Regions from separate parts of the Homo sapiens genome. Here region 2 is linked to region 1. Evidence: read pairs that join two places in POLR2A ChIA-PET (ENCODE). Cell type or tissue: MCF 10A. All regions are shown on one strand. Links, peaks and the distances in the headings refer to the core of each region. The heading gives the core; the rest is flanking DNA. Region 1 overlaps LIMCH1 (LIM and calponin homology domains 1). Region 2 has its middle 63 kb from the start of LIMCH1.

Evidence for each region. Peaks named below come from ENCODE experiments on the same cell type or tissue, not always from the same donor. Only the 100,000 strongest peaks of a DNase experiment are listed, where the experiment ranks them.
Region 2: POLR2A ChIA-PET joins it to region 1 with 5 read pairs; 3 of 35 experiments call an interaction of 5 or more read pairs at or near these places.

Annotation. Positions count from the first base shown.
Region 1 is chr4:41,566,729-41,579,551 of GRCh38, reverse strand. All of the region lies in intron 1 of LIMCH1 (LIM and calponin homology domains 1), which reads right to left. It overlaps LOC105374423 (a long non-coding RNA gene), which reads left to right. Exons shown (of 4, transcript XR_001741667.2): 1 at 1-12,823. Among named protein-coding and RNA genes, the nearest start is that of LIMCH1, 35 kb to the right of the region's middle. In MCF 10A, for the core only: no CTCF peak of the experiment used is centred there; DNase peaks (open chromatin) are centred at 4,161 and 5,941.
Region 2 is chr4:41,468,599-41,481,421 of GRCh38, reverse strand. It overlaps a transcript of LIMCH1 not described here. Among named protein-coding and RNA genes, the nearest start is that of LIMCH1, 63 kb to the left of the region's middle. In MCF 10A, for the core only: no CTCF peak of the experiment used is centred there; a DNase peak (open chromatin) is centred at 5,901.

The DNA of each region.
Region 1 (12,823 bases), core at 3,672-8,671:
AACGATGACCGTCTGTACGCCAGATGGACTGCACAACTATGTCAAGAGACATCTGACACAGTGTGCCATTTGAAAAGCAGATTAAGGTAAAACCATCCTAACACAAATGATTCCCCCATCTCATGTTTAAGGGTGCAACAAGCTATTGTGAGTTAAAATAATTCAGAAAATTGCAATTAACTTTTAAGACCTTTCCTGCCTCAGTAAATGCCACTGCGTAAGGATCAGAAGTGGTGACATTATGCCCGATCAATTTCAATGACTAGGCCAGACTCTTACGGAACAGGAGGTGGTAAACAGCCCTGATATTGAGAGGTACAAAGTCAGATATAACCTAGCAGCTGGCCTGTAGACTTACATAATCATTTTACACTTGACATTTCTATAACAGCTCTTATTCTGAGCACCTTGACTGGCAAAAAGAAGAAAGCCAAGATATGTGCTACTCCATTCTCCCAGAACCTTCTTTTAAGGTTTTGGTCCCATTAAAAAAAAAAAAAAATCACACATTTTTCTTCTGTTAGTTTTATTCATAAGAAATATAAATAGAGCTGGGTGCAGTGGTTCACATTTGTAAGCTCAGCGCTTTGGGAGGCTGAGGCAGGAGAATCCCTTGAGGCCAGGAGTTTGAGACCAGCCTGGAAAACATAGTGAGACCCTGTCTCTATAAAAAAATTTAAAAATTAGCCAGGTGTGGGTTTGCATGCCTGTAATCCTAGCTACTGGGTCACTTGAGCCCAATAGTTCAAGGCTACAGGGAGCTATGACTTCATTTCACTCTAGCCTGGGCAACCAAGTGAGACCCTATCAAAGGAGGGGAGGGGAGGGGAGTGGAAGGGAAGGGGGAAAAGAAGAAAAGAAAAGAAGAAATACTAATGGTCAATAAATGTGTGGGGGGAAATTTGGCCTACTCCCCAAAAACATTTTAATGCTAATTAAAACAACAGCAGAGAAAGAGTTTTACCCATCAAATTGGCCAAGATGAATAAGAATTATAAGATCCAGTGTTGGGAAGATATAAAGAAGTTGACAGTCTCAGATTCAGCTATCAAGGGTGTAAATTGGTTCTATACTATATTTTAGAAGAGTGATTTAGAAATTGATATGGTTTGACTATGTCCCCACCCATATCTCATCTGGAATTGTAATTTGAATTGTAATCGTCACATGTCAAGGGAGGGTCCAGGTGAGAGGTGATCGGCTCATGGGGGCAGTTTCCTCTACGCTGTTCTCATGATAATGAGAGAGTTCTCACGAGATCTGGTTGTTTGATAAGTGTCTGGTGCTTCCCCCTTCTCTCTCTCCTGCTGCCATGTAAGATGTGCTTTGCTTCCTCTTCATTCTACGCCATGATTGTAAGTTTCCTGAGGCTTCCTCAGCATGCAGAACTGTGAGTCAATTAAACCTCCTTATAAATTACCCAGTCATCTTAAAATGATATACATGAAAATAATTCAGTAAGCATTGTAGGGCTGGTATAGAAATGGGTGCCAAAAGCCTTAGGATTTGGCATTTGTTGGATTCAGATACACTTTTTTGAGGAATCTATCCTAAAGAAATACAAATGGACATTCACAAAGCTTTTTATGAAAGAATGCCCATTGCAACATTGTTTAAAATGAAAAACTGGAACAACATGAATGTTCAACAACAAGAGATCGCTTAAATAGAATTATGGTATACACTTATGTTGGAAATTATTATGGTATATACTTACGTTGGTATATGCTTATGTTAGGCATTAAAATAATTTGAAGAAGTTTAATCCTGAAGTCCAAATGATGCCAATATTCAAAAAGATGTGTATAAAAAAAATCACTTGTGGCAAGGCGTGGTAGCTCACACTTGTAATCTCAGTGCTTTGGGAGGCCGAGTCTAGAGGATTGCTTGAGCCCAGGAGTTCAAGACAGCCTGAGCAACATAGGGTGACCCCATCTCTACAAAAAATTTTAAAACTAGCCGGGTGTGGTGGCACATACCTGTAGTCTCGGTTATTCAGGAAGCTGAGATAGGAGGATCACTTGGGCCTAAAGGGTTGAGGCTGCAGTGAGTTGTGATCATGCCACTACACTTCAGCCTGGGTGAGAGAGCAAGACCTTGTCTCAAAAAGTAAATAAATAAATAAATCACTTGCAACTGAACTATTCGGAATAAGCACTGTTAACACTAGGATGTATAATTTTAAAGTTGTTTTTCTATATAGATATATAATTTTTCCTCCCTTTCTAAAATTCTGGGCTTTCCTAATAGGTAGTTTATTCACATGGTTAAAAAAGTACAGAAACGGGTATACTGTAAAGTTTCCCTTTTAGTTCTGGTCTCCAGCCACCAAGATTCCAAGCCCTAAAACAACTAATATTTTCAGTTTTTTATACGTATTTCCAGAAGTATTTGGTGTACAGTCATCCCTCGGTACATGCAGGGAATTGGTTCCAGGACCCCTAAGTATATTAAAATCCATGTGTACTCAAGTCCCACAGTGAGCCCTGTGGAGCTCACCTATAGGAAAAGTCGGCCCTCCATACGTGAGGGCTTAACATCCTGGGAATGCTGTATTTTTTTATCTGCATTTGGTTGCACATGCAGAACGCTCAGATGCAGTGGGCCTACTGAAGAAAATCTGCATATCAGTGTATTATCAACAGTCAATTCTGCTTATGAATCTCCTTATATGTATTCCACATCCTCCTCCATATTTTAATATTTTAAAACCCAATGTAGGTACATCTTGCTTTTTTTTTAATTAGTCAAAGATAAGATAAAGAATGCCATCATTTAAAAAAATTATTATATGGCATTCCATAGTAAGACTACACTCAAATTAGGCTAAACACAAAATTTACTGGCCAAATCAAGATACTTTTGAAAGGGAAGAGCATGCTATTCCTAACTACTGCAGAACAGACATAAACAAAGACTGTCCCCGCCAAACCTGGATGAATGATCATCCTAACCATAAATGACCACAACTAATTTTACCATTTCTCTGTTGATGGACACTTAGGTTATTTTTAATCACATGCTACCACAAAAATGCTGCAATGAAAACCTCTTTATGCATGTCATTTCACATAAATGGGAGTGTATCTGTAAATTATAACACTTAGAAGAGAAGTTGCTTAGTCAAAGGATATCTGTATTTTTAAAATTTGATAGGTATTTCCAAATTGTCCTCCCTAAAGGTTGTCACCATTTTCATTTTTTCTGACATAAGCAAGTATTGCCTTTATAATAAGATAAAACAATAAGTTACTTTTGAAATTTAAAAAAAGTCTGAAAAAATGTATATTGAGCAAGTTTAAAGCATTCTTGATCATAAACACATACAGAAACACAAGACTGGAAATAATTAAAGTCAAATGTATTTGGACAAATAGAAGTTCAAAAACAAACATAAACCTCACAAGAAATATGCACAAATCAACAGGTTATGCAGACGGTGAACTAACAAACACTTTGTAAATGTATTGCTTATTAATGTCACTGTGAGCATCCCATCCCCTTTTTATATCTTACACATTCTTCTTTTTGTCCAACTAGGCAAGTTAGTTTTCATTTGAAGTCAATAAATGACAACAAATGGCTGATAGAAACCTGCCTTTTTTCTTCTTGGAGAACAAATAGTTCCAAAAAGGTTATTCTTCTACTTAGAGGCAGCTATTGTAGTACCAACTGTGGCCATTACAGCTGATGGACCTGAAGCCCAAAGTATAGGGGAATCTCCTATAAGATCAACAGGCTGGGAGTATCTGCTAGAATTGTGCGATCTCAACATTGCAAGAGGCAAATATCTACTACCACCAGATACATTCCTGCTTCATGTATTTAAGCTCCAGGAAAAAAAGACACAGCTCCTTTCACATATAAAAAATAAAACCCACACTTGCCAAAATGTGTTTTAAAAATCTCATATATTTAGGCCCTAACCTTAAACATCTTCCTACTACTCACAAGATGCGCCTGATATGAGCTTTATATACAATCATATAAATTTGTATGCCAAGTAGTTACAAACTAAGTACAGAGTGTTCTCAAACATGACAGAAGATTTCTATGAGCACTTTCTAAAGAATGTCATATCCGCATGATGAAACAGTGTTTGAAAATTATTTCCAAAAGAATACACCCCTGAATGAATCCAGTTTAAAAAAATTCAAACTTGTAATGGGTTTGTGAAACTATAGCACCATGCTGGCACATAATAAATATTTACTGAATGATTGCATTTGCGGTGAGGCAGATATTTACCCATTCAAACCATACCTGATGAAATAATACAGAGCTAACAGGTAAAACAGCACTTTCTCAATCACAATGCCTTTAAAAATCAGCGATGCTTTTAAAAAAATGCTATCTGGTCAGTGTCTTCATACTTAACATGGTAACAACAGCTACTAGTCAGAATAATTACATTAGTCTTCTACCAATAGATATTTAGAGGTTACAGGTTGTTTCCAATCATTTGCTACTTCAAAATATGCCTCAATAAATTGTGTGTGTGTGTGTGGGTGTGTGATTTCACATAATTGGGAGTGCATCAGTAGGATTTAAAAAGCCATAGAAATGAAATTGTGCTGAGTATTTCACAGACATTATTCTTTTCATTCTCACAACAGCCCTCCAAGATGAATTCAGTGGTTCCTAACTGACAGATGAGGAAATTAAAACCTAAAGCTCAGAGTGGTAAAATGATTTCTCCAAGGTCATACGGCCAGCAAGTGGTAGAGATGGGATTTAAACCTACCCCCAAGTGCCCAACCTATTTCGCTCCCTTACACAGTCTCATAAATGTTTTCCAGAAAGCAAAAAGCAAACAGCGTAATAGAATACTCGAGCCACATTTGAAGTCTTAATAGCTTACATTCAACACATTAAAACAATGACAGGGATGATGGTTAAGCTGATAGGTTTGTAGCCTGTGCTTGTCTCCCAGGGATGAGTCTGGATCCTAAAATATGAAAAGAGATGGGCACAGTGGCTCATGCCTGTAGTCCCAGCACTTTGGGAGACTGAGGCAGGTGGATCACCTGAGGTCAAGAGTTTGAAACCAGCCTGGCCAACATGGTAAAACCTCATCTCCATGAAAAATACAAAAAAATTAGCCAGGTGTGGTGGCAGTAATCCCAGCTACTTAGGAGGCTGAGGCTGGAGAATCACTTGAACCCGGGAGGTGGAGCTTGCAGTGAGCTGAGATTGTGCCACTGCACTCCAGCCTGGTCGACACAGCAAGGTTCTGTCTCAAAAAAGGAGAGGGGAGGGGAGGGGAGGGGAGGGGAGGGGAGGGGAGGGGAGGGGAGGGGAGGGGAGGGGAGGGGAGGGGATCTTCAAGGATATAAGTCAAAATCAAGATGGTCCTCTTCACACCTTCAACACATTTTATCTTTCTGAGACTTTTACTTGATGACCCCTGCCAGATCCCACCTGATTCTGTACTTAAGCTCTGCCTGGAATAAACCTAGTTCAACAAAACCCATGATATTTCCTGCCGCCTGAGTTTGCATTATAGGAAAGAGTTTTGTTTGAATAATTTAGCACAAATTCCCTCACAGATGGCATATAAGAGAGATTTGTCTTCCTAATTGTATTATAGACGGGAGCTTATGGCAAAGGTCCAGGACACAGAACTTTAAAAATAGCTCTTTAAGCTAATGACCTAATAGCCATTGGCTTTTATAATCCAGTATCTCCCCTTGGGTCCCTTATAATACTTTACACATGCAAAGTGTGTATTACAACCTTTATGAGGAGGACCTGACAACACGTCTCAAAAACCTTAAAAATGTGGGTTTTCTTTGATCTAGCAACTTTACTGCTGGGAATTTGTCCTAAAAAATGATCAGGAAAAAAAGAAGGTTTATGTGCAGTATTGCTCATCACAAGTTGATTTATAGTAGCTTAAAAATAGCAACCACCCAAATGCCCAGCAACAGGAATGCAGTTAAGCAATTTATTGCACATTGATGTGGGAAAAGGGTATACAGCCATCAAAATAGCATTTGCGAAGAATACTTAACAATATACGGAAGTCCTCATGATCAAGGTCCAGGGAAAATGAAGGCTGGAAAAGTGATGCACAGTGTAACCTCAACCATGTCATTTACATACATATCAACATACAGAGAAATTACTAGAGGAATGTCAACCAAATGCTAACAGTCTCTGAGTGGACTGCTATGCATGATTTTATTTGCCCCTTTATATATTTTTTAATTTTTATTTTTACATAGTGATTACATATCATAGTTAAATCTAGAAAAAGATGGCAATGATTTTTTAAAAAAGATTTTCTAAATTGATTGTTGATGCTGTTGACTTTCTCAGCTATTGGTTTTTTCCAGTGACAGCCAAGCCAATTAGACATGGACTATTTTTCTCTTGCCTTCTGTTGTCTGAAAATTCACTGCTTATTGGCATCACCACTGGTGCATAGAAAGAGGAGACACGACAGTAAACTTCAAAGCCATCGTTTTGGTAGGAGAGGCTGATTGCCATACATTGGTTTGGAGAAGATCTGAAAGTCCTACACTGGCTAACATTACTTGGAGATTTTCCTTATCTACATAACCCCTAATGCAGAAACTGTCCCATTCCTGTAGATAACCATATCTTGGTTTGAGGATCTAAGAACCTCTAAATTAGGTACTTCCGTGATGTCACTGAATAGCAGTAGCCTTTGGGAAGTGCCTGCCTCCTCTGAACACTCGTCTGACTCCTCTTTCAGTTTCCTCATTCCCGTTGCCTTATGTCTAGAAAGTTCTTAACCCACCTAAGAATTACTGACTAGGTCCTATCTAACTGCCAAGATACTGAAATCAAAACACAAACACCATGTGACAATACTCTGGTTGTGCGATTTCACAGACTCTAATTACAGTTCATTTCAGCCTGACCTTGCATTATTCCTTTCTGTGTTTTCTCATCCAAGCTTATGAGAGAATCTGTTTCACGTTATTTTCCTTGACCATTACTCATTTAAAATTTGCTACTAAGAGCCTTGCTTTTTTCTGCCAGAAAATCTTATCTCAGAGGTCCTTCTTTTTATTTACTTCACTGTCAAATTCCACATCACTCAAATTCCACTCTTAATTTTCCTTTTGGTATTAAGATGTCTCATATTTTCTTTCCTTAAGTAAAAAAAACTAGTATTGTAAAATATGCAATCTTGGACACTAAAATGTAATATAAAACCAAATCCAATGGTAATTCCCCTAAATCCAATGTATTGCCAATCGTCAAATTTTGTTTCTCTGTGGTTTCTAAACCCCCGAACTGTGTGTATCTCTATACAACTTATAATAATAATTTGAGTGGGGCACTTGCAAGATCATTGTCTTGCATCTGTGAAGATGTTGTTAATTGTGTTACATTTCCAGATGGAGCAGTGTTTAGAAAAGTTTGACAAAGCAGAATTCAGCTCAGCAGCTAACGTTTCTTTTTCTCATACTCAGTGCCCATCTCAGCCTCTCCATTTGCTCCCACCCCTATCAACAAACCAACCAATAATTATTTCTTAGAACTGCTCCTTTCATGTTTCATTCACGCTTAGGTAGAAATCATTGGAGATTAAAATATCCCCAGTCTCAAATATATTTCCAGTTTACTATAAATGAAAGGCTGCTTGCTATAAGGCACCCCTCAAGGAATTTCAGGCTCTGGTAAATACCTAATAAGAATAAAGGTTTCTGAGGTGGCAATGGTTTTCGACATCCTTGACATCAAACCCTATAAAAGCCATCTACTTCCCCTTCCTTTGAGGCCAGGCACCACACCACTCTGGAGACCCACTTTGAATCTTGTCATTACCTGCAGTGATACTGTAGATAATCCAGTATCATATTCCATGGCCGAACACATTATCCATCAGGCTCTTGCTCACCCTCAAAATGCACTAGTTCTTGGACCTCACACCAAACTTTTAACCTGTTGATCACCCAGTGGAACATGTTGGCTCCCTTATAAATTCATTGTTTCCAAATTCAGCTGAGTCCTCACTGAGGCCATAATTTTATCCCATTCCCCTCAACAACAAATCCAACCTCCTGCTTCTCTCTTCATATTCTCTCTGTGACACCCCTCCCACTTACTCTCAGACATCCTTGCCTGCTGCTGCCCTGAGAAAGTCAAGGCCTCCAGAAACGGCACTGTCAATACTCCATTCCTTTTTTATACACTCCTGTGTTCCGTCTCCTTTCCCCTGCTCCGAGGACAAAAGAAGTCTCTCCTTCCTTGTCAAAGTCATCCCTTCCTAACTTCCAAGACTTCACACTTATTTTCCCCTCTCTTCTCTGTCTCTGTCTTCATCTTTTTCTCACCAGTCTTCTCCTTGTCCTATAAACAAGACAAAAAACATTTCTACCCTAACGAACAGTCCTCCAAGGACTGTGTGGCTCCCTGAGCCACACATTCTCTCCTCTTCTTTCTCAGCTCTCCTGCCCACAAGAGTTGATCATAATCACAGTCTTTATTTCTCTCCTCCTGTTTGATCCCCCTCACAATCTGACTTCAATTCTCACCATCTGGTACAAATCCTCTTACGGTCAACAATCATTCCTTACTTGCTAATCCAAGGGACACTTTTCAGTTCTTGCAATGTGCTAAATCTCTACCTGCATTTGACACAGTTCATTACCTCCTATTTCTGCACTCTCCTTCAAATGGATGCTAGAATGCTCCACTTTCCACTGTTTCTCTGTTTCTTTTTCTCAGTCCTCTTCCTGAGTCCCTTTTTCTCCCCCAATCCTTAAACGACAGTTTCTCCAAGTCACACCCCATGGCCAATAACTCTCATCAGTCTATTTTTGTTGGGCGGTGCCATTCATCCTTCTGTCTTTAACCTTTGCCTAAATGTTATTGATTCTTGAATCCCTCTTGTCCGCCCAGAGCTACCTACTAAACATTTCTTTGCCACAAAATGTTCGGAGCAGGGCCACTGTTACAGATGGTGGAAATTATAATTTCCTCCTTTCCTCAAGTGCACAGGTCCAAACCAGGATTCATTCTTCCTCAAAATTAACACCTCTGCCTTAGCATAAGCATGCAAACCAAAATCAATACAGGCTAGTGTCTACTCCACTGCAACGCTAATGCAAAACATATCACTGAAGGAAAAGAGGGCTGATAGAACAAAAGCAAGGCTTAAACTTCAGATTCAAAGGCTCCTGTTGAAACCAGAGAGTCCCTACAGCAATTAAGTGGAAGTGAGGCCACATGTTTTGAAAGTATTTCTTTAACCCCTTGGAAAGCAAAGTTTTGTTAGTGCTATAAGCAGAATGCCTCAGGTCAGAGCTTCGCTGTAAGACTACTGGTTAAAGCACAGAATGGCCACAGAATTATGCGTGCCAGGCAGGCTTACTATTTTCAGCAGTCAAGCTGATGCAGCATATCTAATGTTTTGTGGAGGTCACAGAGTACATTGCCAAGGATACCGTTCTGTGTTACTGAGACACATGGTGACACTCATACCTAATATCCCACGCTGGGACCTGCTGTCCACCAACCATTCTGCAAACATGTGGTTCATGCTGGGCAGACCCTCAGCTGTGTCCTCAGCAATGATGCTATAAATGGCTGTCATTTAGTCTTATCTATTTACTCATGAAAGAGAAATTCAGTCACAATGGCCAGAGAAATGCAAAATAGATTAAATAGCATAGGAACTTTAAAGCATAAATCCTTTCCTGATGATGACGAGGAACAGAATTTTAATCAACAGGTTATTTTTCAGTGAACTAAAGTGAATTTGATGCACAGCTAATATTGAGAATCTGCTTTTAGTGGCATTTTTGGAGTCCTTATTATGTTTCATTATCTTTGAAACCCACTTCAATATTGAATATGGTCCTTGACTTGACTACTTTGACAATGCATCTCCAGTAATCCGAGTACATACAATATATTTACTATAGTATTTGGAAACCACAGGTACTATATAGCTAATGTGTTCAGCCAGATTTAAAACAGGTCCTAGATTTCAGCTGTGCCTCATCTCCTAATTGACTGTTGAGGGCCGACCCTCCTATTCTTTTACTTCGCGTTTCCAAGTAGAGGAAGCTCCCTTAGCATAACCCCTGGGCATTTTTCTGCCCTCTTGCTCATGGGGTATCTGAGTGATGAAGGAACTGAGCATGTTTAGCCAAGCCTCTTCCTCCAACTTCGGGCAAAATGTGCACTTTCTCTTCCACTCCATACTACAGGTTTTACGGGAGCTGCCCCTACAGGAGAGAACTGCATGGTGGGCTCTTCCTGGTGGCTGAGTGGGTAAGTCTGGCTTCGTTCAGGCTAAAAGGGCAGCAGGCACCCTTGCCACAGACCGAAGTCTTCAATTGAGCTCTTCTCATTAAGAAAGCGAGCATTTTGATCTCTAACTCCTGCATCTCTCAAGTGGGGTAACAGGTCACGCAGCATTATTTATCATGAGAAACAAAACCAATTATTAAACAATATCTATGCTGGTTCGGGTGTAGGCATTTACACAGTCAATTCTTATCAGTTTCCCTCAGTTGGTAATTTCTATTTAGTACAATGTTAAGAAGCACTAAATTGTTTTTTTTAATTATATGAGACATTTCTTGATTACATTCTGTGCATATTTTCATTACACCATATGTAGAAGATCAAGAGAATGACAGACTAAAAACACAAAGAGAAAAAAAGAGAAGAAAAAATGTAATAAGACTGCCAATGCACAAAGATGGGCCACATAACCTGAATAGAGAGGTAAATAACATGTCTAGAAATTTGAGAGAAAACTTTTAAATGTTTATCTCTGCAATCAATTTCAAAGTCAAGCAATCTTTCAATGGTTATTTACTATTCATAGTAACTGCCAATACCTCGACCTATAGCCTCGCCTTATTTTATGACAAAGGAGACAATTTACATTTGAGTATATCCTCCAATATCCACAGACATTTCATCAACATTTTGGCCTATTTTAGCAGCATCATATTTTTCTCATTCAGTCTTTCTGAAGGATAGCCAGAAGAAATCATCCATTTTAGAGTATTTTTCTCGCATTAGTTTTTGAAGAAATCTAGATCCAAAAATAAGTAGAACATTATGTCACCACTGTTTTCAATACATATACTCTGTGTGCATGTGGATCAAACCCATGACACACCATTGCAAGGGAATGCAACAGTTCTTGTGTTGTAACTCCGGTGCATCAGGTCAGCTGTCACGTTGGCTCTCCTGAAGCTGGACCTTGATAACTTTTTGTTTTAAAATTATTTTCAGATTACACAATTTATTGTAAAGTGATAGGAAAGCTTTCTTAGTGATGAGTCTGTAATTTCACTATCAATTATGGTTGTAAATACTGGATCCTATTGACCATTTATTCCTCAAATGCCATTTTACTGCCCATTTAAGTAACCGTCATAGCTGCTTTTTTCTTTTTTGAGAAGGAGTCTCGCTCTGTCGCCTAGGCTGAAGTGCAGTGGTGCAATCTCGGCTCACTACAACATCTGTCTCCTGGGTTCAAGAGATTCTCCTGCCTCAGGCTCCTAAATAGCTGGGATTACAGGTGGGTTTCACCATGCCTGGCTAATTTTTGTATTTTTAGTAGAGCCGGGGTTTCACTATGTGGGCCAAGCTGGTCTCGAACTCCTGACCTCGTGGTCCGCCTGTCTTGGCATCCCAGAGTGCTGGGATTACAGGCATGAGCCACCACGCCCGGCCTATAGCTGCCAATTTTAAGGACATTACCTGGGAGGTGAAATGAACTTATCATCTTTTCTGATGCCACTTAAGCACAAGATTTCTAAAAAAAGAGCTATTTATTACTACCAAACAAGTGTAGCAATACTTCCAAAGATAAACACAAAAAGACCTGGATTCTAATCATGCCTTTCTGTGCACTTATTGGTAATACTGGGCAAACTACATAATCTGTCTAAGCCCCAGGTTCCTCATCTATAAAATGCAGTAACACTTACCTACCAGGTTTTCCTAGGGAATAAAGGAGATAATTCAAGTATAGCACCTAACTCAGTACCTAACCCTAAGTAGGTAGTTAAAAGTATGGGCTCTGGAATTTAATTCTGCCTCAGTCATATATTACTACTATTGCTGCTACTATTGACCTTGTCATGATTATTTTTGCATAAATACTTTACTTATTTGGCTGAGAGCAAGTCAAAAGTTAAAAAAAGTTTTGCTGACGTGCTTATAAAGCCAACAAAAACACTTACTGAATATCTCAAACATGCCAGGCATTGTTCTGAGGGCTTTAAATGTATTATCTCATTAATCTTAAAAACACTTTCATTTTAATATTATCCCATGTACAGCATAATATATGAGGAAACCAAGGCACAGAGAGGTAGAGTAACTTCAGCATGTATGCACAGCAAGTGACGAGACAGGGTTCAAATCCAAGCAGGTCCCCCCCTTAACCTCAGCATCCTTTATTCTGCCTTCTTATGCAGACCCATCAGTTTTGTACTGTGCTATGACACACCACTGGGCAGAGCCCTTGCTAGTTCTCAGAACTTGGTGAAAGGAAGAACAGCTTTAAGAATAGAGGAGTTTGAGCAGGTAGGTTTTGCAAGTATTCTGATGGGCACTTATAAGAGCACTGCTGATTGGGATCAAAGAATTATAGGATTGACAATGATTCAGTCCTCATGATGAAGCTGCCCAGTCTAGGCTTGAAAGACTTCAGTAACAAGGAAGTGGTCAATTTCTGATGCATTTCAGCCCATCTTCGGATAACTCTGTATGTGATAGAAAACTCTTCTTTTTTTAAGTTTATTCCCAGCTTTAATGGGGTATAATTAACAAATAAAAATTGTATAAAGTGTATGATGAGATGTTTATCAAA
Region 2 (12,823 bases), core at 3,703-8,702, 98 kb after region 1:
GGTGACTTGCTCAAGGTCATATAACTAGCTAGCAGCAAGGATGAGTCCAGACTCAGTTCTCCTTTCACCCAGCCCAGGGCTTCACCGCCCCACCATGCTGCATTCTGAAGCCCAACTCTTCTTCCTGTGGCAGTTACACTGCTACACTTTCTTTAATAACAATAGTTCCCTATATCTATTCAGTTTGTGTTGGCAAAGAAACAGCACAGAAGTCCAGCCCTGAGGTTATTTAATCAACATTATCCGACCATAATTCCCTCCAGCACCAGCTCTGAGTGCTTAATATTGAGGAAAATAAAATGCAATCTGCAGAATCCATTTATATTTTCATCATGTCATCAGAAAACCAGAAGGTACTGTTTATAGACACAGACTGACAGAGTCTACAAAAAAAAAAAAATCTAATTAAGAATACAGCCGATGCTCAAAAGCATCCTGGGAGCATTAAATCCTCTGATCGAGCCCTTGTATGATCTAGATGCAGAAAATGGGTCAGTCCGGAGACATGCGAGTGGCTTTAGCAAAACTGTGTTTGCACATCCTTAAGCTGCCCTTGCCTTGCAAAAAGGAAGAACAGAAGCTGCACAGAAAGACAGACAACACTCAAAATGAGCTTTACCACAGCATAAAGCCTTAGTAACTGACTTGAGAGCAGAGAGAAGGAAGAGTCTAGAAAGAAAATGGACTAGTGGAGAGCTCGTAGGCTACATGGGTTGCCTCCATTTCCAGGAGCAGAGATGTGCTTTGACCACAGTGTTATTGTTACCTGGGTATCATGTTGCTGCTTGAATAAACATTTTAGTTGTTGGCTTTTTTTTGACGGAATCTCACTCTGTCTCCAGGCTGGAGTGCAGAGGCGCAATCTCAGCTCACTGCAACCTCCGCCTCCCAGGTTCAAGAGATTCTCCTGCCTCAGCCTCCCGAGTAGCTGGGACTACAGATGCATGCCACCACACCCAGCTAATTTTTGTATTTTTAGTGGAGCCGGGGTTTCACCATGTTGGCCAGGGTGGTCTCGATCTCTCGACCTCCTGATCCATCCACCTCGGCCTCCCAAAGTGCTGGGATTACAGGAGTGAGCCACTGCACCCGGCCAGTTCTTGCCTAATTTTGGCAAATCAGTCCATCTGTCAGCTAGCCTTCAGCATAATGAAGTATAAAACCTGTGAATTAGGCAGATCTACATTCCAATTCCAGGTCTGGCACTTGGGAACTGGACAAATGGCTTCACATCTCTGAGCCTGCTTCCTTTAAAAGATGGTTATGGAAGTCTGATTGACAACAGTCCAACCTGTAGGTTGGAAATCATGGGTAGGAACCATCTAATAGGACACTTAGTACTTACTGAGTGTGCAAAAATGGTAGTTCTATTTTTTTTTCAAGCTTCATATTTAAGGAGAAGAAAATCCATAACTGGAGTGTCTAAATCAGGTGGTTGCAATTTTTGTTCAGAAAAGCTGCCCAGCGGAGAGAAAATCTAGTTGAGGCAAATTTGCCACTTCAACGATGGATTTGGGTTGGTAAGTGCTGAGCACAAAATCACACGGGGAAGCCCATGTGATAACCTCCTATACACATTATCTGGGTTAAATGAGACTATGAAGAAACAGTTATGCAAATCCAAAAAATGACACATTGTATAAGAGAACTGGACTTCAAAAAGTTGATGTCATGAAGAAAAGTGGAGGGGTTGCTATTCTAGATAAGAGATTTATGAGACATAATGACCAATTGCAATGTATACTCCTTAATGAGATCCTAGTTTAAAAGAATATTTATAATTAATGTTTTGGGCACATTTGGGGAAAGCTAAATATATACTGGTCATTTGATGATATTAGGGCATCACTGTTCACCTTATTAAGAGTGATGCTGGGCGCGGTGGCTCACGCCTGTAATCCCAGCATTTTGAAAGGCTGAAGTGAAAGAATTGCTTGAGGCCAAGAATTCGACGAGCCTGGGCAACACAGTGAGACCCCACCTCTATAAAAAAACAAAAAAATTTGGCCGGGTGTGGTGGTACATGCATGTAGACCCAGCTACTTGGGAGGCTGAGGCAAGAGGACAGCTTGAGCCAAGAGTTGGAGGCTGCAGTGAGCTGTGATCACAGCACTGTGCTCTAGCCTGGAGGACCAAGTGAAATACTATTTTGAACAAACAAAAAGAGTGATAATGGCATGGTGGTTATATAAAGGAATGGTCTTGCACTTTGGAGATGCATACTAAAATAAATGGAAAGGGTTTTGACATCTATAATTTATTTTGAAATGACCGAAAAAATAGTAGAGTGGAATGTGTGTGTAGGAAGCAAATAAAGAAAATTCTAACAATTGTTGAAACTAGGTGGTGGGTATATGGGTCTCTTTGAACCAATCTCCCTCCCCTCCCCTTCCCTTCCCTTTCTTTTTCTTTCTTTTGAATGTTTCAACACATTCACAATAAAATGTTTGGGGGCTAGGGCTGAAAGTAGTTCAACAGCCCAGGGAAAATACTCAGGTCAACAACCTGTCCAGTGCCACCTCATTAATTTCTAGGAGTTTTTCATATTTATTTTCACTAATGACACTCATTTGCCAGTTCACTATTGGTCACTACATTTATGTTCAACTCACTCTTCATCTGCTTACTACATAGAAATGGCACATACTAGCCATCAAATCGACATGACGTTACCAATGAGGATGGGAAGGAAGAAGGGGTTGAGCCCCTTGGCTTCCTGAGTTCAGGCAAAGAACTAGAACTAGAGGCTCTGCCAAGAACACACAGTCCTGTAACAGTTGTAGAGCTGTCTGATGAAGTGATCGATTTCACTATTTGATATTCTAATAACTGGATAATTTTTAGGTAAGAATCCAAAGTAACCACAAAACTGTTGTATGTCACCAATTCTTGGCATTTAAAAAGGCATCAAACTCAAGTTAGGAAACTAATAGAATTCACCCAAACAAGTTATTAGATTACCAAATGAAAATAAAACATGGTGAAATGCTCAGCATAAAGACAGAATGATCACAGTTCAATCAGCCTATCCTTTAAAAGGGCTTGACTTGGGCAACACAACTATAAAGAAAAGCAAGGAAGTGATCAACGGAAAATGAGAAGAGGATTTTAGGAAGGAGGGAAGGAGTGATCATTGAGGGATAGCAACAAATGTGCTTCCAGGGTGGTAAAATACTAATTTTTGATTTGAGTAGTCATTACAAGACTGTTCACCTTCAATAATTAGCTAAGCTATGTATTTGTTTCATGTAATTCTCTGTACTTGTGTTACATTTTATAATGAAATAGGTTTTACAGGGAACTGGAAAAATGTAGCTTAACTTGCACAGTAGCTCAACTCCCTTGTTTTTCCCTCTTATAAGAAACAAAGGTATTTTTTTCCACTTAGTTGTACTCAGAAAACACTGTGGCGAGAAATGCTACTTTTAAGAGCTGTTTAGTTCAAATATTACAGAAATACATCTTCATCTACTAATATTCCTCAAGTCCACCATTAAGGTGGTAGCTGTGATCCCCACATGCCTACTTCATGGTATATTTTTAAATGAACACTTAAATCCTGGACAAAGGAACATATATACTGTTTGGTTTTAGGAGGAAAACCCATCATCTTCTAAGAGTTTGTTATTTGAATGGCTCTCAGTGGCACCTGGGGCTGGGACTGACCGCAGTGCCCCTCACCCCTATCCTCTATCAATGGTCCTTTTGTTTGAATCACATAGTTGTGTAGCAACGCCTAGTCAGGATTGGCAAAAACCAAAAGTCAAGACAACTGTGTTCTAGCCACAGTTTTGCTAATAACCAAGGGCTTTCAGCAAATTGCTTCATTTTCTAAGATTACTCTGCACGAAACTACAGGCTCTTCTGAACCCTCTTCTACTCTAGCTTGTCACCTCAAAATAATGATGATGATAATAACAGCATCTTTTATTGAATCTTCATCAACTCGTTTACTCCTCAGCACCCGGTGTGGTAGTCAGAGCTACCACAGCTGCTTACACAGGTTGTCATGGTGGGGGGAACACCCAGCCTGAGCTCTCTTTGCTAAACCACGCAAACTCCTCTGAAGGAAGAGTCCTGTTTTCCTAATTCACATAAAGCTACTGTCTGTACCCAAGCCCATAGAGTCCACCCTGGGGAGCTGCCTTTTCTAATTTACACAAAAGTGCTCAGTGGGCTATCAGGAGCCTGGATATAAGCATTATTATTATCCCTGGTCTCCAGATGAAGAAACAAAAGTACAGACCATTAAGTAATTTGCCCAATTTCCTATAGCTAGCAGGTGGCAGACCCAGGATTCTAAGCTGGGCAGTCTGGCTCCTGACCTGCCCTCCTAGCCAGTGTGCCATGTTGTCTAAATATGTTGCTGATTTCCCCCTATTATCAGTTGAGTTGCAAAGAAAGATCAGACTTCCACTGCCTATGACACCTTCTGCTCTCTTCAATGCGCCTTTTCCTCAAAATGTGTAATAAGAAAATAAACCCCCAAATCCAGAAAAACATCAACACATCTGTGCATTTATTGTCAATTCACTCAACACCAAAGGGGTGAAATAATAACAATCTTTGTCAGGTCCCTGGATTTTTATCTTTGTTTTTAAAAAATCATCACAAGTACCCAAAGAATCCAGCTTGAAATAATCCTATATACAACTCAGTCCCCTATGGAATGAAAATACATATCCATTAAGGGAGGGTGGAGGGGAACAGAAGGAAGGAAGACAAGATGCCTCATTTAATACCATCAGGCATTTTTGGAACAAAATATTTCCCTACTTATCTTCCTTTGGTTCCTTAGACTTATAAATAATGTATTATGGCAGGAAATCTGTTCTTTTGGCTGGTTTGTGATACAGACAGCAGGTGGTAACCCAGCCCACTAAAATGCCATTCATCACTGAGCATTGCTGATGCAGAGTGTGGTGTTGCCCCGCCAGAGGCAGCAGCAGCCATCTTGGCCTGCACAGGAGTGAACCTTGCTCAGGCTCTGTATTTGGCTCTCCTTACCTCCACCTCCACGAACAACGCCCACAGCAATGAAGAACAAGTGCTGTCTCCAGGGTATTACCAAGAACTCTAAGGAAACAATGCAAAACTGGACTATCCTCTTGAAATTACAGGAAAAAAAGCAAGGTTATTCTTTATGAAACTAATAGGTGAGAATCATGTTTAACCAACCAACCAACAAACAATGGGACCTTGTGGCCACACATCAGCTTAAACACCATTAACCAAAAGACTGGGGAAATGAAGAAAGGAATAAAGATATAAAAGGCAATTGTGAGGGCCAGGTGTGAGAGCTCATGTCTGGAATCCCAGCACTTTGAAAGGCTGAGGCAGGAGGATCACTTGAGCCCAGGAGTTCAAGGTTACAGTGAGCTATAATCATGCCACTGCCCTCCAGCCTGGGCGACAGAGCAAGACCTTGTCTCTAAAAATAAATAAATAAGAGGCAATTGTGTTATTGTTAAAACACTCACTGTGTTCTAAAAGGTCCTTGATTGTATTTTTAAAAATCTTTTTAATGTCTTTTTTTGTATTATTTTACTTTAAGTTCTGGGATACATGTGCTGAATGTGCAGGTTTGTTACATAGGTATACACGTGCCATGGTGGTTTGCTGCACCTATCAACCAGTCATCTAGTTTTTAAGCTCCGCATGCACTAGGTATTTGTCCTAATGCTCTCCCTCCCCTTGCCCCCCACCCTCCAACAGGCCCCAGGGTGTGATGTTCCCCTCCCTGTGTCCATGTGTCCTCACTGTTCAACTCCCACATTCTTTATAATCAAGTCATCCTGAGAAATGACCTAGGACTAAGGGTGTTCTAAAATGTTTGTTTAACAACCAGTTCTCATGGGAATAGGGAGATTCCTAATGTACAGCATTTGCCAGCTTCTGTGGTTTCAACATTCCCACCTTAGCTGAATTCATGCTCAACCTGATATCACTGAATGCAAAGTGGGGAAGAAACAGACACAATCCCTTCTCCCCAGTCATATGAACTGGCTCCAGACCCCTACTGCAAACTCACAGTCTGTATGACATACATTATAGGACTAAGAGTTAATCCAATTGCAGTGCTCCAACTGTATTATAATTTCTGAATATTCATGAAATTGGAGAATTTTATCAAATAATGATTGAAAACAAAGCATGTAACTATATAAACATTCAGATACTTCTAAACTTGCATATACTCTTATTTATAAACAGTCAACATCTTATAGAAAGACACAAGTACTTGAATAATGTAAACTAGCGTCCTTTCAGATGGCTGTTTCTGATTTCCTGGATACAGGTAGGCAATAGAAAACAAAAGCAAAGGTCTCCACTAAACTCCTGAAAATTGTCTCTTGGTGCCTGGTTTATTTCATTTAGCACAATGTCCTCTAGGTTCGCTCATATTGTCCAAATGACAGAATTTCCTGGCTTTTTTTTTTAAGGCTGAATAATACTCCTTTGTGTATATATACCACATTTTAATCTGTTGTGAACACTCTGTTGTTTCCATATCTTGGCTATGGTGAATAGTGCTGCAGTCAACACGGGAACACAGACATCTCTTCGACACACTGATTTCAATTCCTTTGGGTATATGCCCATTGGTGGGATGCTGGAGCATATGATAATTTTATTTTTTAGTTGTTTGAGGAACCTCCCTATTGTTTTCCAAAATGGCTATACTAATTTACAATACCACCAACAGTGTATGAGGGTTCCCGTTCTCCAGATCCTCACCAATGTTTGTTATCTATTGTCTTTTTGATAATAGCCAATCTAACAGGTGTGAGGTGATATCTCATTGTGGTTTTATTTTGCATTTTTCTAGTGATTAGAGGTGTTGAGCATATTTTCATATATCTGTTGGCCATTTGTGTGTCTTCTTTTGAGAATAGTCTATCCAGGTCCTTTGCCCATTTTTATTTTTATTTTGAGACACAGAGTCTCACTCTGTCGCCCAGGCTGGACAGCAGTGGTGCGATCTTGGCTCACTGCAACCTCCACCTCCTGGGTTCAAGCGATTCTGCTGCCTCAGCCTACTGAGTAGCTGGGACTACAGGTGCCTGCCACCACACCCAGCTAATTTTTGTATTTTTAGTAGAGACAGGGTTTCACCACATTGGCCAGGCTGGTCTTGAACTCCTGCCCTTGTGATCCACCTGCCTCAGCCTCCCAAAGTGCTGGGATTACAGGCGTGAGCCACCGCGCCTGACCACCCATTTTTGTTTTTATTTTTATTTTGAGATGCAGAGTCTCACTCTGTTGCCCAGGCTGGAGTGCAGTGGTGCAACCTTGACTTACTGCAATCTCCCCTTCATGCGTTCAAGCAATTATCATGTCTCAACCTCCCGAGTAGCTGGGATTACAGGGGCGCACCACCGTGCCTTGTTAATTTTTTTATTTTTAGTAGAGACAGGGTTGTTCCATGTTGGCCAGGCTGGTCTCAAAATCCTGACCTCAGGTGATGCCCCTGCCTCAGCCTCCCAAAGTGCTGAGATTACAGGCGTAAACCACTGTGCCTGCCATTTGCCCATTTTTAAAATAAGGTTATGTGTTTTCTTGTTAATTAGTCATTACAGTTCCTTCTATATTTTGGACATTGGCCCCTTATCTGATGTATGATTTGCAAATATTTTCTCCCAATCTGTAGGCTGTCTTTTTATACTGTTAACTGTTTCCTTCGCTGTGCAGAAGCTTTTAAGTTTGATGCAATCTCATTTGTCTATTTTTGCTTTTGCTGCCTGTGCTTTGGGGTCATATCCAAGAAATCACTGCCCAGACCAATGTCATGGAGTTTTCCCCTATGTTTTCTTTTAGTAGTTTTGTACTTTCAGGTTTTGCATTTAAGTCTTTAATCCATTTTCAGTTGATTCTTGTATCAGGGTGAGATAAAGGCCCTGAACTAGACTCTTGATTACACTGCAAGGGAGGTGATCAGTAGAACCAGCAAAACAGACCAGTTGCTATTTTACTACTGATTGACACAGGGATCTGTTGTTTGTAAAAGAGAGAAAAGACTAATGCATTTTCCAACCATCAACAGCTCTGTTCTTTCTCTGTTTTGTTAAATTGCTGCCTGCTGCCTGGGTCTCTTCAGCCTCATCCATTATGCAACACGTTGGTAGTGATGGGACCAGGATGTACCATTGCACAAAATGACAAACCTGAGCAAAGTCAAAGAAACAGAACTAACATCTCAAAGAACATGCAGTAAACAGCACACACCTTTCCTCTTCTCACTCTCGGTATTGGCAGGTCCTTAAAAGATTCACACTCACATCAACATTTACCAAGTTGTCATTTTATGGCACTGGGAGGAGTTAAAATGCAGAGGCAATATCTGTTCTTCACCTCTTGTCTTGAATGGAATTACATTATTATTTCGTGGAGATTGGCCTTCGCATTTATTCTCTGGCCTACCGAGGAGAAAAAAAAAAAAAGGCTTACAGCAGCATTTCCCAAAGTGTTTTCTGCAGAATCCTAGCTCCATGGGATGTTAAGAGATGTGATGTGGAAAGAAGGGTCCATGGTCAAGTAAGCTTGGGGAATCCTGCGTTTTAAAAAAAGTTTTGTTTTGTTTTTTAACTTTGAACTTCTCAGTGCCAACAATATGCTAATGAGATTCTCCAGAGGGGGATAAAATACTGTTTCCCAATCTGTCTAACCAAGACTACCTTGCAGGAAAATTATCCAATGGGTGGGGTCAGTGTTCTGTGGAACTTGCCTTAGGAAACTGGGTTTCTGGGAGGCCAAGGTGGGCGATCGCTTTAGCCCAGGAGTTTGAGACCAGCCTGGGCAACATGGCAACACCCATCTCTACAAAAAATACAAAAATTAGCCAGGTGTGGTGGCATGCACCTATAGTCCCAGCTACTTGGGAGACTGAGATGGGAGGATCACTTGGGCCCAAGAGGCAAAGGTTGCAGTGAGCCGTGATGGCACCACTGCACTCGAGCCAGGGTGACAGAGTGAGACCCTGTCAGAAAGAAAGAAAAAGAAGAAAGTAGGAAGGAAAGAGAGAGAGAGAGGAATGAAGGAAGGAAGGAAAGAGAGGGAGGAAGGGAGGGGCAGGGAGGGAGGCAGGGAGGGAGGGAGGGAGGGAAGGAACTGGCTTTCTGCAGAGTTGGCAAAATCATGGCTTCAGGCGCCAAACAGGCGCCTACATGTGTCGTTTGGCCTTTGCTGTACTGGCACACATGGTACTTTAAAAAAATGTGCATAAGCCACCAAAATTTAAAAATTTGAAGAGCTAATATTTAAGCAAAAACAACAAATGGTTTCTTTATGGCTTCTCTTGAAAGAAAGAAAACGTGGACTTACAGGGCAATACTACCCACACAACACTACCTACAGATGTGCTTGCCCTGTGCAGAATCTTTTAAACCATAAAGGAATTAAAATTGCACACCATATAAGGCACCCAGTTTACAGAAAAGTTAAGGAAAGAAAAGTAACAAGTGCACTTGTGTGTAGATGTTCAAGAGAAGTGAAACAAGTCCGGTGAGAGTAGGGTATTAAAGAGGGAAGGCTTCCAAAAAGGCGTGCTGAGCTCAGATGGGCAGGAAGAAAAGAGTGTGTGCAGAGCTAAAGGAAGTTCCAGGAACAAACATACATGGCTGGAATGAGTAAGTCAAAAAGGTAGATCACAGCCTGCCTCACAATACAGATACAAAACACACACACTTGACTTTTTAATTTGAAACTGAATTGAGGAACACAGCAGTCAGGAATTTTAACAATTAAGCAGCTCTGAGACATGGACACGGCCAAATCCAGCCATTTGGCCATTAAATCCAATCTCTAGGAGGATAAACGCTGGATACTTCTTAGCTATATGACCAAGTAATTCCCCAATTTTCATCAAATGCCAGGTGGAAAAGCAATTACGGCAAGAGCCTCATCGGTGCCATGGACGTGGGGCAGCAGGGCCTCCAAGAGCCAGTGAACCAGTTCAAAAATAATTCTGGAACCTCAGAGATCCTATTACTAAGAAGCAGAAATAGATTTTCAAGTCCTTGCTTTGAAATATTAAGCATTGTTCCACCCAGCTCTTTCCACCATCCTCAAGCTTTTATTAAAATCAGTTCAAGGTGAGTCAGCTTCTAAAGCAAAGCTCTGCTGTGCCCCCACACTCATAATGCATAGTAGTTGAACTTCACCACAATGTGACTAGCACGATAATTTTTAATACAAAAATATTTTCTTGTTAGTAAGTTAAAGCTAACACGATAGCTCAAAATGTATTTGTTAATCTGAGTTGAGATCTAACTGTTGCTATTCTACAATTTCTGTTATTTTTCACATGACTATTTTAAGATTTCTACTAACAATTCAAAACTCCAACCTCTAGACATGATTAGTCTTCCATCTATGTTAAAAAAAAAAAAAAAAAAGTCTTAGTTTGGAAAGACTGGCATCCTCAGACACAAAAACAATTATGCTTCAAAATCCTGGGAGCTACCAGTAACTTCCCTAACCTTTGTAGTTCCTTTTTTAACCTCTCCATAAGAATCGCCTCTCTTTCTTTTCAAGTAAGTCCTTTCAACCCAGGCCCTAGACAATAGAGACAGAAATAAGAGAGAGAACGAAATATGCGGTCAGAGGCCACTAGATGAAATCACGCATGGAGTGTGCAAGAGAAGAGGTCCAAGGACTGAATCCTAGGGCCAGCCAACCATTAAGTCAGAAAAGATGGAGAAAAGATGTTTGAAGAGAAGAGGCGTGGTTAATAGTCCAAATTGTTAAGGGGTTGTGTAAGATGAGAACTGGGAATTGTCTGTTGGATCTGGGGCAATAGAAGACACAGGTAACCTTGACATGAGCAATTTCTACAGAATGGTGAGGAGAAGTGTACACTGGAGTGGATAAAGGAGGAATAGCATAGTCAACTCTCTGAATGAGTAGAAAAGAAGTAGCTGGAGATGGGTGTGTAGAGAGGGCACATACTAAAGGAATGACCCAGTAGAGAAAGAGAAGTCCCTCACATAGGAAAGAGAGAAATGACAATTGCAGGAACAAAGAGCAAATCTCTGAATGGGTGAAAGGATGTAGATCACAAGGGTAAGGTCTAGCCTTACACACGAGCAGGGAGAGATCATCCATTGCAAAGGAATGAAGACAGAGTAAATGGGTACAGATGCAGGGCAGATAGTAAATTTGGTGAGAAATGAGCAGTTCTCTTCAGGTTGCTTTTAGAAGTGATCCGTTGACAAAGCTAAAAGAAGAATGGTGTTGGAGGTTTGAGGAAAGAAAAAGGTGAAGAGTGAGGATGGTGAACTGATACATGGGTAGTGGGTAAGTAAGGGGTGCCCATTGGATGTTCCTTTCCTCCTTCTGCCTCCTTCAAGAACCTTGGCCACTGCAGTTATTATCCATGAACACAAAATCCCATAATTATGCTCAAAGATGAGCCTGACTGCTTTAAAACAAAAACAAAATCTTGGCCAGGCATGGTGGCTCACACCTGTAATCCCAGCACCTTGGGAGGCAGAGGCAGGCAGATCACGAGATCAGGAGTTTGAAACCAGCCTGGCCAATATGGTGAAACTCTGTCTCTACTAAAAACACAAAAATTAGCTGAGCCTGGTGGCAGGCACCTGTAGTCCCAGCTACTCGGGAGGCTGAGGCAGGAGAATTGCTTGAACCCGGGAGGCAGAGGTTGCAGTGAGCCGAGATTGTGCCACTGCAGTCCAGCCTGGGCGACAGAGAGAGATTCCATCTCAAAAATAAATAAATAAATAAATAAATAAATAAATCTCAAAACAAGCTATGACATAATCCTAAAAAAGGTTGTTAAAACTAAAAAGAAATTATTTCCTGTTGGGATTCAAATAAATAAATAAACTACCTAACTAACTAAAAGGAAAGCTTTTTTGGAATGTGTGCTGCTGGCCATGCCTTGGACACTATGAAGAATGCCTATGGCTGCAAGCATGGCCCGCACTGAGAGTCACCTTCCTCTCTCACTTTGACAAGTACAGGGGAGTCATTGATGCCACAGGAGGACATTCTAGAGAAGCAAGACTTCAAAGACTTTGGAAACCTATTACTGATTGAAAGAGGGAGGCAGCAAATAGACCAGCATAGTATGATTTCTGAGTTGTAACCATACTTGTATATGCTAGAAGAACGTAACAGATCTGTTTCCCCTGAAGAAGGAGCAAGATCAACAGAAGAGGAGGAGTGTCAGTCACTCAAATGTGCTTGGCTTTATTTCAACTGTTGTGGGAGGTAGGCTTTAAAAACATCAGTGTCCGGCTACCAGGAGGCCCAGATTACTAATTCCCACCTCATAAAAGGAATTATCATCCTCAGTCCCAGTGGATGCACAGATGACTCTTGGCCCTAAACACCTGCAACATCATTACAAATATCACGGTGAAAGCTGCCTGTTTGACTACGTTGGAGTGAACTCATGACAACAAGTCCTCTGATGAGTCTTTTGGGAAGAAGGGTTTGAAAATTATCAGGATAAACACTTTGCCTGTGTTTCCCAGGGTAAGGTGACAGTTTTTCAACCTCTTAAAAAATAACGGTCTCTCCATAAGAAAGCTTTACAAACATTCCCAACACACAAAAGCCCAGAGTTAGAAATCCGAGCTGCCACCCACCAGCTACACTGGGAAAGAGACACTAGGTGTGTACGAAAGTAAGACTCTCAAAGGTGGCCAAAGTGTGATCACCACCTTTGATCTTACCTGAATGACAGAAAACGAGATACCTTATAATGCAGGACTACATGCCTTACCCAAAACTCTTGAAGCTAATTGGTAATGTGTTACATTTTAGAATGGTAAGATATGTACTGTCTACTATGTAACAC